Regions from separate parts of the Homo sapiens genome. Here region 1 is linked to region 2. A link is an interaction called in ENCODE POLR2A ChIA-PET data of the cell type or tissue named here. Cell type or tissue: CD4-positive, alpha-beta T cell. All regions are shown on one strand. Each heading gives the region's core, and the rest is flanking DNA. Links, peaks and the distances in the headings are about the cores only.

Region 1 (5,358 bases), core at 139-5,138, 150 kb before region 2:
ATATTTATACTATTAGATTTTCTTAAAATTAACATATTCAGTCATTGCCTATAAAATTTAAAATAATGCCAGTGGGGGAAGCCCTCTGGCGCTTCCATTGCCTGTTTGAAAGTTACTGGGCTCACTTGTTCGGGAAACATCAGCTGCTCCCACTGGGTGCCAGGCCCTGTTCTAGGTGCTTGGGAAGTGTCAGTGAGCAAAACAGACAAATCTCCAGCCCACATGGAGGGGTGAGGAGCAAGGAGGAGGAGTGAGGAGCAAGGAGGAAGGGCAAGGAGCGAGGAGGAGTGGGGAGAAGTGAGGAGGAGGGGGGAGGAGCGAAGAGGAGGGGGAGGAGCGAGGGGGAGGAGCGAGGAGGAGGGGGAGGAGCGAGGAGGGGGGAGGAGCGAGGAGGGGGGAGGAGCGAGGAGGGGGGAGGAGCGAGGAGGGGGGAGGAGCGAGGAGGAGGGGGGGCGAGGAGGAGGGGGAGGGGCGAGGAGGGAGGGGAGGGGGAGGGAGAGGGGAGGAGCAACGAGGAGGGGGGAGGAGCAAGGAGGGGGGAGGAGCGAGGAGGGGAGGAGGGGGAGGGGCGAGGAGGAGGCGGGAGGAGCTGGACAGGACATCGTGCCAGCCCGAGGGCGGAATGAACTTCAGAGAAGTTTGAGAGCAAAAGGTGCTTTGCTGCTGTTAGACCCTGAAATTCCACGGGTCCCTGGACAGTTTTGGGAGCCGGGAGGGTGAAGAGAGTGGATCAAGCTTCGTGGGGTGGACCCGGAAGAGATGGGGCAGTGAATGGTTCTGGGGGACTGCGGGAGCCTCCGGGGAGTGATTTTTTGCCCTGAGGGGAATCACCGCAGCGGGGACAAGGCTGGGGGAAAACACTTCCTTCTGCAAGGGCACTGCTGAGCCTCACTTGCTGGAGCTTGCACTGTGCAACGGTAAATTCACGTTGTGTGCCCTCACCTGAGCTTCTGATGAGGACGCTGGAGGGCTTGGCCCTTTGAAGTCCTCACCTGTCCCTCCTTGGGCTGGGGGTGGTGACTAGGAGGGGCTGCACGGCTGCTGCCCGGGTTGGTCCCGGCCATCCCAGCTCCCTGGTAAATAGGCTTCTCAAACTAGGATACCTGGGCCTTGGGCGTTACCTGCAAACCCTGTTCCTCGCTCTAGTTCCCCACTTCCATCCCTCCTCTTGCCTCAGCCCTTCTCATCTCACACGCCACATGGGATCCACCCTTTTTACGCATGTGCAGAGCGTGGCCCCTCTCTGATTCCCTTCCCCTCAGGAGAGCCGGACGTCTCCCTCCCTCACACCCTCCCCAGCCCCACAGCAGCCCAGGGAGCCTTGCCCGCTCCTCGGCCCCCCTGGCTCTCCCAGCCACCCAGGCCTCCTGTGTCCTGAGTGGGCCAGCTCCTGCCAGACCACGGCCCTGCCCTGCACCTGACTGCGTCCCCACCGCGGACCTGCCCCCTCGTTTATTCTCCTCTCTCCGCTCTGCTCTGTCCTTGGCACTGTTTTTGTTTGTTTTTTGTTTTTGTTTTTTGAGACGCAGTCTCGCTCTGTCACACAGGCTGGAGTGCAGTGGCGTGATCTCTGCTCACTGCAATCTCTGCCTCCTGGGTTCAAACTATTTTCTTGCCTCAGCCTCACGAGTAGCTGGGATTACAGATGCCCGCCACCACGCCTGGCTAATTTTTGTATTTTTAGTAGAGACGGGGTTTCACCATGTTGGCCAGGCTGATCTCGAACTCCTGACCTCAAGTGATCCGCCCGCCTCTGCCTCCCAAAGTGCTGGGATCACAGATATGAGCCACCGCGCCCCGCCCTTGGCACTGTTTAATCCATGTGTTGTTTATTTATGTATCCTGTTTATTTTCTGTCTCCCAACAAAGACGTAGCTCCTTCTGGGTAGGGCATTTTGTTCATGCTCTCAGATGCCGCCTACCGCCCTAGAGCAGGAAATAGCGGTCAGCGCCAGCTGTGAGGAGCACAGCATTGCGGCCAACACAGGAGGCACTGACCACGGGGCAGGCGCTATTTAAAAATCGTGGCAAAGGATCAGACGTAACAGAACTCTTTTTGTTTTAATCATTTTTAAGTGTGCAGTTCAATGATGTTAGTTACATGCACAATATTGTGTAACCATCACCACTATTTCCAAAATCCTTTCTATCCGTCAGACAGAAACTCCGTCCCCATTAAACAGCAACTCTGCATTCCTCCGTCCCCCCAGCCTCTGGTCACGTGTCTCATCTACTTTCAGTCTCTACGGATTTGCCTGTTCTAATTATTTCATAGAAGTGGATTCATACAGTACGTGTCCTTCTGTGTCAGGTTCATGTCACTCAGCGTGATGTGCCCAAGGTTCACCCATGCGTCGGGCTCTCATTCCTGAATCGCATTTCTCTGTACGGATAGACTGAGTTTTGTTTGTCTGTTCACCTGTTTAGGAACACTTGGTTGCTTCCACATTTTGACTGTTATGAATAACGCTACTAGCAAAGTGAACACGAGTGTGGTTTCAGTTCCTGTTTTCAATTCTTCCGCGTCTTTTAAGAAAAAACAAACTGTTTTCAACAGTTGCATCATTTTACCGTCCCACCAGCAACATGGGAGGCTTCCCATCACTTGTTTTCTTCATGTTTGTTTTGTTTAGTTGCATAATAATTGCCATCCTAGTGGAGGTAAGAAGGTATCTCACTGTTCTTTTCATTTGCATTTTTGTAATGACTAACGAGGTTGGGCAACTTTTCACGTGCTTGTCAGTCATTCGCATCTTTTTTTTTTTTTGAGAAATGTCTATTCAAGTCCTTTGCTCATTTTGAAATTGTGCTGTTTGGGTTTTGGTTGTTGATTTGAAGGAGTCCTTTTTATATTACGTATATGAATCCTTACCAGATATATGATTCGCAAACATTTTCTCCCATTCTGTGGTGATCTCTTCAGCCCCTTGATAGTGTCCTTTGATGCACAAAAGATTTTAATTTTGATGAAGTACAATTTATCTTTTTGTTGTTGTTGTCATTGCCCATGCTTTTGGTGTTATATCTAAGAATCCAAGGTCGGCCGGGCACGGTGGCTCACGCCTGTAATCGCAGCACTTTGGGAGGCCGAGGCAGGTGGATCACTTGAGGTCAGGAGTTTGAGACCAGCCTGGCCAACATGGTGAAACCCCATCTCTACTAAAAATACAAAAATTAGCCGGGCATGGTGGCAGGCGCCTGTAATCTCAGCTACTAGGTAGGCTGAGGCAGGAGCATCGCTTGAACACAGGAGGTGGAAGTTGCAGTGAGCCGGGATCGCGCCATTGCAATGCAGCCTGGGTAATGGAGCAAACTCCGTCTCAAAAAAAAAAAAATAATAATAATAATCATCATCATCATCATCCAAGGTCATGAAGATTTCCCTACATTTTTTCCTAAGTGTTTTATGGTTTTAGTTCTTAAATGTCAGCCTTGGTCCATTTCCAGTTGATTTATGTGAAGGAGGAGGCCCCGCTCCACTCAGGCCCGACTCTTAGTGTTTTAATATCACCACTTTGAGATCACAACCACCTTAGGGAGCAGGAACCGTCCATCCACAGACACAGAAACTCACCTAGAGTGTGTCCAGGGTCACAGAGTGACCAGTGAGTGGCAGAGCCAGGAGCTGGACCAGCCACCCACTCAACAGGGTGCACAGGACCCCAGACCCCCAGGCTTTACCGCCTCTGGACACCAATGCACAAGAGAGTAAACTTGGGGAGTACCTTAGGCAGGTGGTCAGAGGCCTCGGGAGAGGAGACATTTGAGCAGAGAAGGGAGGTGGTGTGGCAGCCGTGTGGACCTGCTGTGGGTGTGTGCACCAGAGCTGTGCTGGTGAGCGAGGAGGAACTACCCAGGAGGGCACACTGGACCAGGGAGAGCCAGCCCGACGGGGGCCAGCTGCCTTTCCCAGCAGGCAGCGGTGTGACCCTCGGGGCAGGGGCTCGGTCCACTGTAGCACAGGGGATCGGGAGGCAGAGGGTCCCCGGGCCTGTAATGAGGAGGAGGCGGGACCCAGGTCCTGGTGGGCTCCCGAAGTGCAGCAGGAAGGGCCCTAGTGCTTCCATGTCACCACCCTGATGGCCTTGGCAGCTGGGAGAGCCCCCTGCCCTGCAGGGCAAGAGGGATTTTCCGCCCCAAGGGAGAGCGTCATATGCCCAGGAGGCAGTTCTGCCTCTGGCTCTTTGCTCCTCCCAGGCCTCCTGTCCTCTATGTCCTTGGAAGTAAAGGGGACAGGTCCTGGGGCTCCACAAAGATAGGCACCTCCTCTCATCCACCTAATGAGGCAAAAGAGGGGGTTCTGCCTCTGAGGCTGAGGGGCCCAGCCCCCTCTGGAAAGAGAGTCCCACTCATGCCCCTCCACCAGGCCCCACCAACAGGAGGCCCTGGCGGCAAGGCCCTGCCTCCCCAGTGAAGACCACCAGGGCCTGGGGGCCAGGGAGGGAGGCTGCCCCCGGCTGGTGAAGGGACACCCCACAGCCACCAGCGGCCACGATTAATCCACACTTGGGGACAGCTTTCGTTCTGAGCAGCTCAGCTCTGAGAGGGAATTGGATACAGGATGGATACCTTGCGGGCTCCTGTTCTCCGAGGGTGGCAAGGGTTGGTGGCATGATGACCCTGATAAGACTTTACGGCCCCTGTTCTCCAGGGTGGGGCAGATCAATTGCTGTTCTCAAGGTCCTGCCAGGGGCCCTTCCTGAAGAAACAAGCAGAGGCTTTGATTTCCTGACCTATCTCGGGAAAACACTTGAGCTAATAATTAATCAGATTATGGATACACTGGCTTTTTTTGTCTTATTTTTTAAATTGTGGTAAAATTTATATAACATAAAATATACCATTTTAACCATTGCTAAGTGTGCATGAAGTACATTCACATCGTTCACCCATCACCATCGTCCCTCTCCAGAGCTTTCTCATCTTCCCAAACTGAGACTCTCTCCCCATTAAACACCCATTTCCCATCCCCTTCCCACAGCCCTGGCCCCTGCTGTTCTACTCTCTCTGTGAGTCGGAGGCTCTAGGGGCCTCAGGTAAGTGCTAACACACAGCATTTGTCCTTCTGTGTCTGGCTTATTCAATGTCCTCAGGGCCGTCCATGTTGCAGCTGTGTCCAGGTTCCCTTCCGTGTTGAGGCCGTCTTACTTTTGAGACCAGTTTGAACCTTTCTTTCTTCGGCTGCTCTAGCAGGTTTCCTGGTACAGTGAGTGCCCAATGGAACGAGCATTTGACCAGCAGCTTCATGGGGGAGGCGCTTTCTCTCTGGGTCTCTGTGGGGAAGGGAAAGACCTTCCTTAAGGAGCACTGGACGCCCAGCACCTGCCTTGGAGGACAGTTTGCTTTCGTGGAAGATTG
Region 2 (5,358 bases), core at 237-5,236:
TCTGGATACAGTCGGGGGGGGGTGCCCAGCTCTGAACATGTCTGGATACAGTCGGGGGGGGGTGCCCAGCTCTGAACATGTCTGGATACAGTCGGGGAGGGGTGCTCAGCTCTGACCATGTCTGGATACAGTCGGGGGGGGGGGGTGCCCAGCTCTAACCATGTCTGGATGCAGTCGAGGGGGGGTGCCCAGCTCTGGCCCACGTCTGGTTACAGTCAGGAGTGCACGTGAGCACAGACACCTCGAAACACCTCGGGAAACACCTCGGGAACCCTCAGCTTAGCCTCGCCCTGCGGTTGTGAGGCCGGAGGGTGAACAGCGCCCGGTGGGGATGGAGGTCTCGGGTCCCATGTCCTTTCCCAGCCCGTAGCAGCAGCCACACACACCTCAAGTCTCCCAAAGCTCCTCAGTGAGGTGGCTGCAGGGAGAAGCCCAGAGCCTCTTCCTTGGCAGCCCAGGGCCCCAGGGGCCTCTCCTCACTGGATGCCACAGGGTCACCCTGTTTATCCAACAGGCACTGACTGTCTACTCCCCTCCCTGCTGCAGGGACACAGTGGAAGTGGGGATGTGGGGATCAAGCCTAAGTTTCTGCACCCCAGCTCCCTCAGGATTCCTCCCCGCTAAGGCCCCAGAGGCAGTGGCAGGGACAGTCCTCTTAGCCTGCCACCTATTCCCTCTCCATGGGTGAAGCACAGCCAGAGGCCCCAGGTTTGACTGTTTGGCAGTTTCCTCGGGAACCGATACAGCATGAGGCACACACCCATGGGGGATGGCCAGGGGGTCCTTGAAGAAGTCCTTTGCGGTGGAGGACACTCCAAGGAAAGTCCTTGACCCAGGGGAACCACCCACTGAGGGTCCTTAAAGCACACACTTCCCAGGAAACCAACCCCTCACAGCAAGCCCGGGAGGTCACACCGCCAGCCCAGCAGAACCCCTGGCATCTCCTGCAGTGCTTCCGTGACCGCCCCAAGCTCAGACCTCAAAGTCCTCCCTCCAAAAGCAGCCTCAGAGCCTTCTGGAAGTCAAGGGCAGACTGCCAGGATACGAGCACAGCAAGAAAGCAGGTGCCCTCCCCTGCAAACCCTCCTCTGCACCCTCTCCGCTGCCTGCCTCTCCTTGCACCCTCTCCCCTGCACCCTCTCCCTGCAAACCCTCCCCTGCACCCTCTTCCCGCACCCTCTCCCCTGCTCCCTCTCCCCTACGCACCTTCCCCTGCACCCTCTCCTCTGCCTGCCTCCCCCTGCACGCTCTCCACTCCCCACCTTCCCCTGCCCACCTTCCCCTGCACCCTCTCCCCTGAACCCTCTCCTCTGCCTGCCTCCCCCTGCACCCTCTCCCCTCCCCACCTTCCCCTGCACCCTCTCTTCTGCCTGCCTCCTCCTGCACCTTCTCTCCTCCCTACCTTTCCCTGTACTCTCGTCTGCCTACCTTCCCCTGCACCCTCTCCCCTCCCCACCTTTCCCTGCACCCTCTCCCCTGCACACCTTCCCCTGCACTCTCTCCTCTGCCTACCTTCCCCTGCACCCTCTCCCTCCCCACCTTTCCCTGCACACCTTCCCCTGCACCCTCTCCTCTGCCTACCTTCCCCTGCACCCTCTCCCCTCCCCACCTTTCCCTGCACCCTCTCCCCTGCACACCTTCCCCTGCACCCTCTCCTCTGCCTACCTTCCCCTGCACCCTCTCCCCTCCCCACCTTTCCCTGCACACCTTCCCCTGCACCCTCTCCCCTGCACCCTCTCCTCTGCCTACCTTCCCCTGCACCCTCTCCCCTCCCCACCTTTCCCTGCACCCTCTCCCCTGCACACCTTTCCTTGTACCCCCTCCCCTCCCTAACTTCCCCTGCACCCTCTCCTCTGCCCCTCCTCCCCTGCACACATCACATACACACAGCCCTCTGGCCCATGTGCACCTGCACAGAGCTTCAGTCTCAGCCCGTGTGCACACTTGCACCTCCTACACAGCACACTTCCTACCACACACACCTCCCATTACCACTGCACACAGCTTAGGCTGCAGACCCCTCACACAACTGTTGAGTATATACAACACCCATTGCAACGCTTGTCACAGAGCCTAGGACCACAGGCACCCCACAGCACACACACTGCACCTGACACCCACCCTTGGCCGCTGATGCGACACAGCCTCCTGCTGCCCCTCGCTCTGTCTCACACACACATGCACACACATGCATATGGGTCTTGGGCGCCGTGGGCCTCCTCTCAGCCAGGCCCTGACACAGGCTCACTCAGAGCAGCGGGGAAGGCAGTCACCTGGTTCCAGTTCTTTCCTCCGGGGGGCAAATGTTGGTCATTGGTGCGCCTTTGGGAGCAAACTCTCCCCTTCGCTGGGCCCCAGGGAGTGTCCACAGCACCAAGGCTGCTATGGATGCATCGCCAAGCGCGGTGGGGACCTGGCTTGTGTCTTTGTGTATTTTGATCAGAACTTTCCCTGTAGCTTCCTGGCCTTGCAGTCACATCCTCTCCTAACCCTAAACCCCACCCAGGCACCCACCCCTTCCCTAGGCGGGCGGGAGGACGGGCAGTTGGTGGTTCTCACCCCGCCTGCCCCGGCTCTTCCTGTAGCTCTGAGTCAAGCGGCTCCTTCCTCTGGAGCCCGCCCCAACCCACCCAGGCACGGCACTTTCCTCTGTGCAGCGTGTGTGTGTGTGTGTGTGTGTGTGTGTGTGTGTGTGTGTGTGCAGTGTGTCTGCGTGTGTGCAATGTGTGTGCAGTATGTGCGTGTGCGTGCGTTTGTGTGTGTGCGTGTGTGTTGTGGGGTGGGGGGTGCTCAAAGGGGCAGGTTCCAGGGGTAATGCATGGGGGGTCCTCCAGCCAGGAGACCCCCGCCAGGGCCACCCTGCACACATACAAGGAGGACCGGGGACCGCGCGGCATGCCTTCCAGACGCTACTAGAGCTCACACTCAGGAGCCAAGGGGCCGGTTTGCTCCCCCATGTGTCTTTGACCTCTGACCCCGGGGAACAGGGCCTTCAGAAACTCCCGGTCAACAATGGGGCTCCAGCAGAACTCTTCCGCCCTCTCCCCGTCCCTCTCCCAGACATAGCTCCCCCGATGGGTGAGCAGTTACAAGGGACTATGGCATCTTGTGGACCTTCCCTTCAGGCTGGGGTGGGAGGGCAGCGCCCCCTTTTCCAAATAAGGAGCAAACACAGGTGGCCGAGGCTCCTGGCTCAGAGCAGATGAGGGGCAGATGGCATCTCCTGTTGTCACCAAACTGACACTCCCCAGGTTGACCTGGGACTGGGGACCCAGTGACCGGTGGCTGGTATTGCCCACAGAATCAGACAAGGGTCTCCTTTGGACCCTGGCCCTGCCCTCAGCCACATGGGGGCAGGGCTTCATTGTGGAGGGCTGCCATCCAGCCTCCCGGCCCTGGCTGAGCACCCTCTCAGCAGCAGGCTTTCTACAGGTACTTGTCTGACTGAGTCCCAGCCCTGCTAGGACCTTCCTTTGTCCCGGTACTCAGCCTTGGGTGATGGTGGGCCTTGGGCTCAGGGTCCCAAAGACAGCACCCCTTCCCCCACAGAGCCTGGTACCAGCCCCTCCTTGAAGTGGGTCCTTGGAAGCCCCTCAAGAAGGTTCTCCCCACACTGCAGGTCAGGAAGCAGGCACAGCAGGGCCCAGGGCACCCCCGCAGGAAGCAGGAGCAGGGCCTCCAGCACAGGCCCTGGGGTCAGCCGCCAACTGTGAAGCCCCGGCTCGGCGGCTGCTCTGTGCACCCGGTCTCAGCGTCACCATCTCTCAGGGCTGGCTTGGCACCCTCTCCTTCCCTCTCTCTGCTAACGTCCTGCACCCCCGAGCCCCCAGGTCCACCGTCCAGGGTGAGCATGAACACCCACAAAGTCTCCGACCCTCGCCCGCACAGCTCTTCCGAGGCGCCCAGAATCTCAGTCCAAGCCTGGCCCTGGTCGCCTCGCACTGCCCACCGCACTCTGCTGGGCACCTTGAGGTTCTTAGAAAGCGCCAGCTCCTCCCGCCCTCAGACCCAGCCAGCGTCCTCGGTCCGCGGCCGCCCCTGCCCGGTGGGTTCGACGCTCAGCACCCAGCACCCTGCGGGCGACTCCCGCTCAGCTCGGACGCGCCGCCCCTCCGCTCCCCGTGCGCGCTGGGCCCCCAGCGCCTGTCCTGAAGCAGGAACGTGGGTAAAAGGCTGCGGCCCCGCAGGCCGAGGGGCTCTGGTTCGCTCCCCTACCCCGCGCCCACCTGCGCCCTGGGCGCCCTCCAAGTGAGGAGGGCGGAGAACGAGGACGCGCGCGGGAGGCGGGCACGGGGGTGCGGCTCGGGGCGCTCGGCCGGGGCAGAGGCGCGCGGATGGCGGAAGCTCCACCCGGCGCCGGGCGAGCTCGGGCCCCAGCCTGACTCTTGGTCCGCCCTCGGCGCCTCAGGAAGCCTCGAGCTGGGATCCAGGCTTGGGCGACCGAGGTGGGATCCCTGCGCGCCTCGGCGCTCCTAGCCCCGCTCTGTTCTGCGCGAGGGTCACCAAAAAGCCGCTGACCACGTCGGGCAGAGGAAAGGGTGGCCCCCGCCCCCTTCGCCCACTTTCCTCCCTTCCCCCAGCCCTGGAAAGGGCCAGGACGCGGGCGAGCTCGGGCTTCCGGGCGACGCGGGAACCTCCCCGGCCCCGAGCCATTTCCTGAGAGACCGCGCCCAGGGACAAGCAGCGCCCCGGGCCCCGACTCCAGGCCTGCAGCGGCTCTGGGAGGACTGCGACCTCCACTCACCTTCGCGGGTCTGATGGCGACCGCCACTCACCTGCTGCCAGGACCTGGGGCTCGCGCCGGGCGGGGGCGGGGCAGCTCACCTGAGCCAGGTGCGCAGCGGCAACAGCCCCGGCGGCGGCGTAGCCCCGGCAGCGGCAGCAGGTGCGGCCCCGCCCCGCAGTCAGGGCGGGGGCGGACCCCAGCGTCCCGCTCTGCGCCCAAGGCTGGCGCTGGAGGCTGCGCTGCTGCCCGGGAGCCGCTGCCGCACGGGCCTGGGGCCAGTGGCCAAACCAGCCCAACCAGCGCGCAGAGCCCCGGAGCCCCAGAGCCTTGGGGACTCTTCGGAGCGTCCACCGCCCTCAAGGTTTTGCGCGTCCGCCCCTATCTCTTCCCTTTCCTCCAGGAAGCCTGCCTTGACCCCCACCCCACCCTCAAGTGGCCCCGATGTCTTCTCTTGCCTCCCTCAACACCCCAGGTGCAGGGACGGGGAGAGGACCCCATAGGCGCCCCTCCCTTGGAAGCCCATGGAAAACTGGAGAAGGGACAGGCGGCCTGAGGCGGCCTCACCTGGTTCCAGACGTTCCACACTCCGGGTCTGTTTCCCATCTAGCCCTGAGGGCAGATATAATCCACCC

What was found. ChIA-PET counts read pairs that join two places held together with the same protein. Peaks named below come from ENCODE experiments on the same cell type or tissue, not always from the same donor. Only the 100,000 strongest peaks of a DNase experiment are listed, where the experiment ranks them.
Region 1: POLR2A ChIA-PET joins it to region 2 with 14 read pairs; 7 of 35 experiments call an interaction of 5 or more read pairs at or near these places.

The regions. Positions count from the first base shown.
Region 1 is chr11:267,001-272,358 of GRCh38, forward strand. No RefSeq gene overlaps it. Among named protein-coding and RNA genes, the nearest start is that of NLRP6, 8.7 kb to the right of the region's middle. RefSeq lists an enhancer at 2,480-2,549. In CD4-positive, alpha-beta T cell, for the core only: no CTCF peak of the experiment used is centred there; DNase peaks (open chromatin) are centred at 291, 731, 1,941 and 2,621; H3K4me3 peaks cover 2,575 bases; H3K27ac peaks cover 2,848 bases.
Region 2 is chr11:412,550-417,907 of GRCh38, forward strand. It overlaps SIGIRR (single Ig and TIR domain containing), which reads right to left and starts at 2,450. Exons shown (of 10, transcript NM_001135054.2): 1 at 2,274-2,450. RefSeq lists an enhancer at 2,923-3,542 and silencers at 4,063-4,132, 4,193-4,312, 4,343-4,422, 4,633-4,682. In CD4-positive, alpha-beta T cell, for the core only: no CTCF peak of the experiment used is centred there; DNase peaks (open chromatin) are centred at 1,067, 2,592, 4,342, 4,862 and 4 weaker places; H3K4me3 peaks cover 4,911 bases; H3K27ac peaks cover 2,283 bases.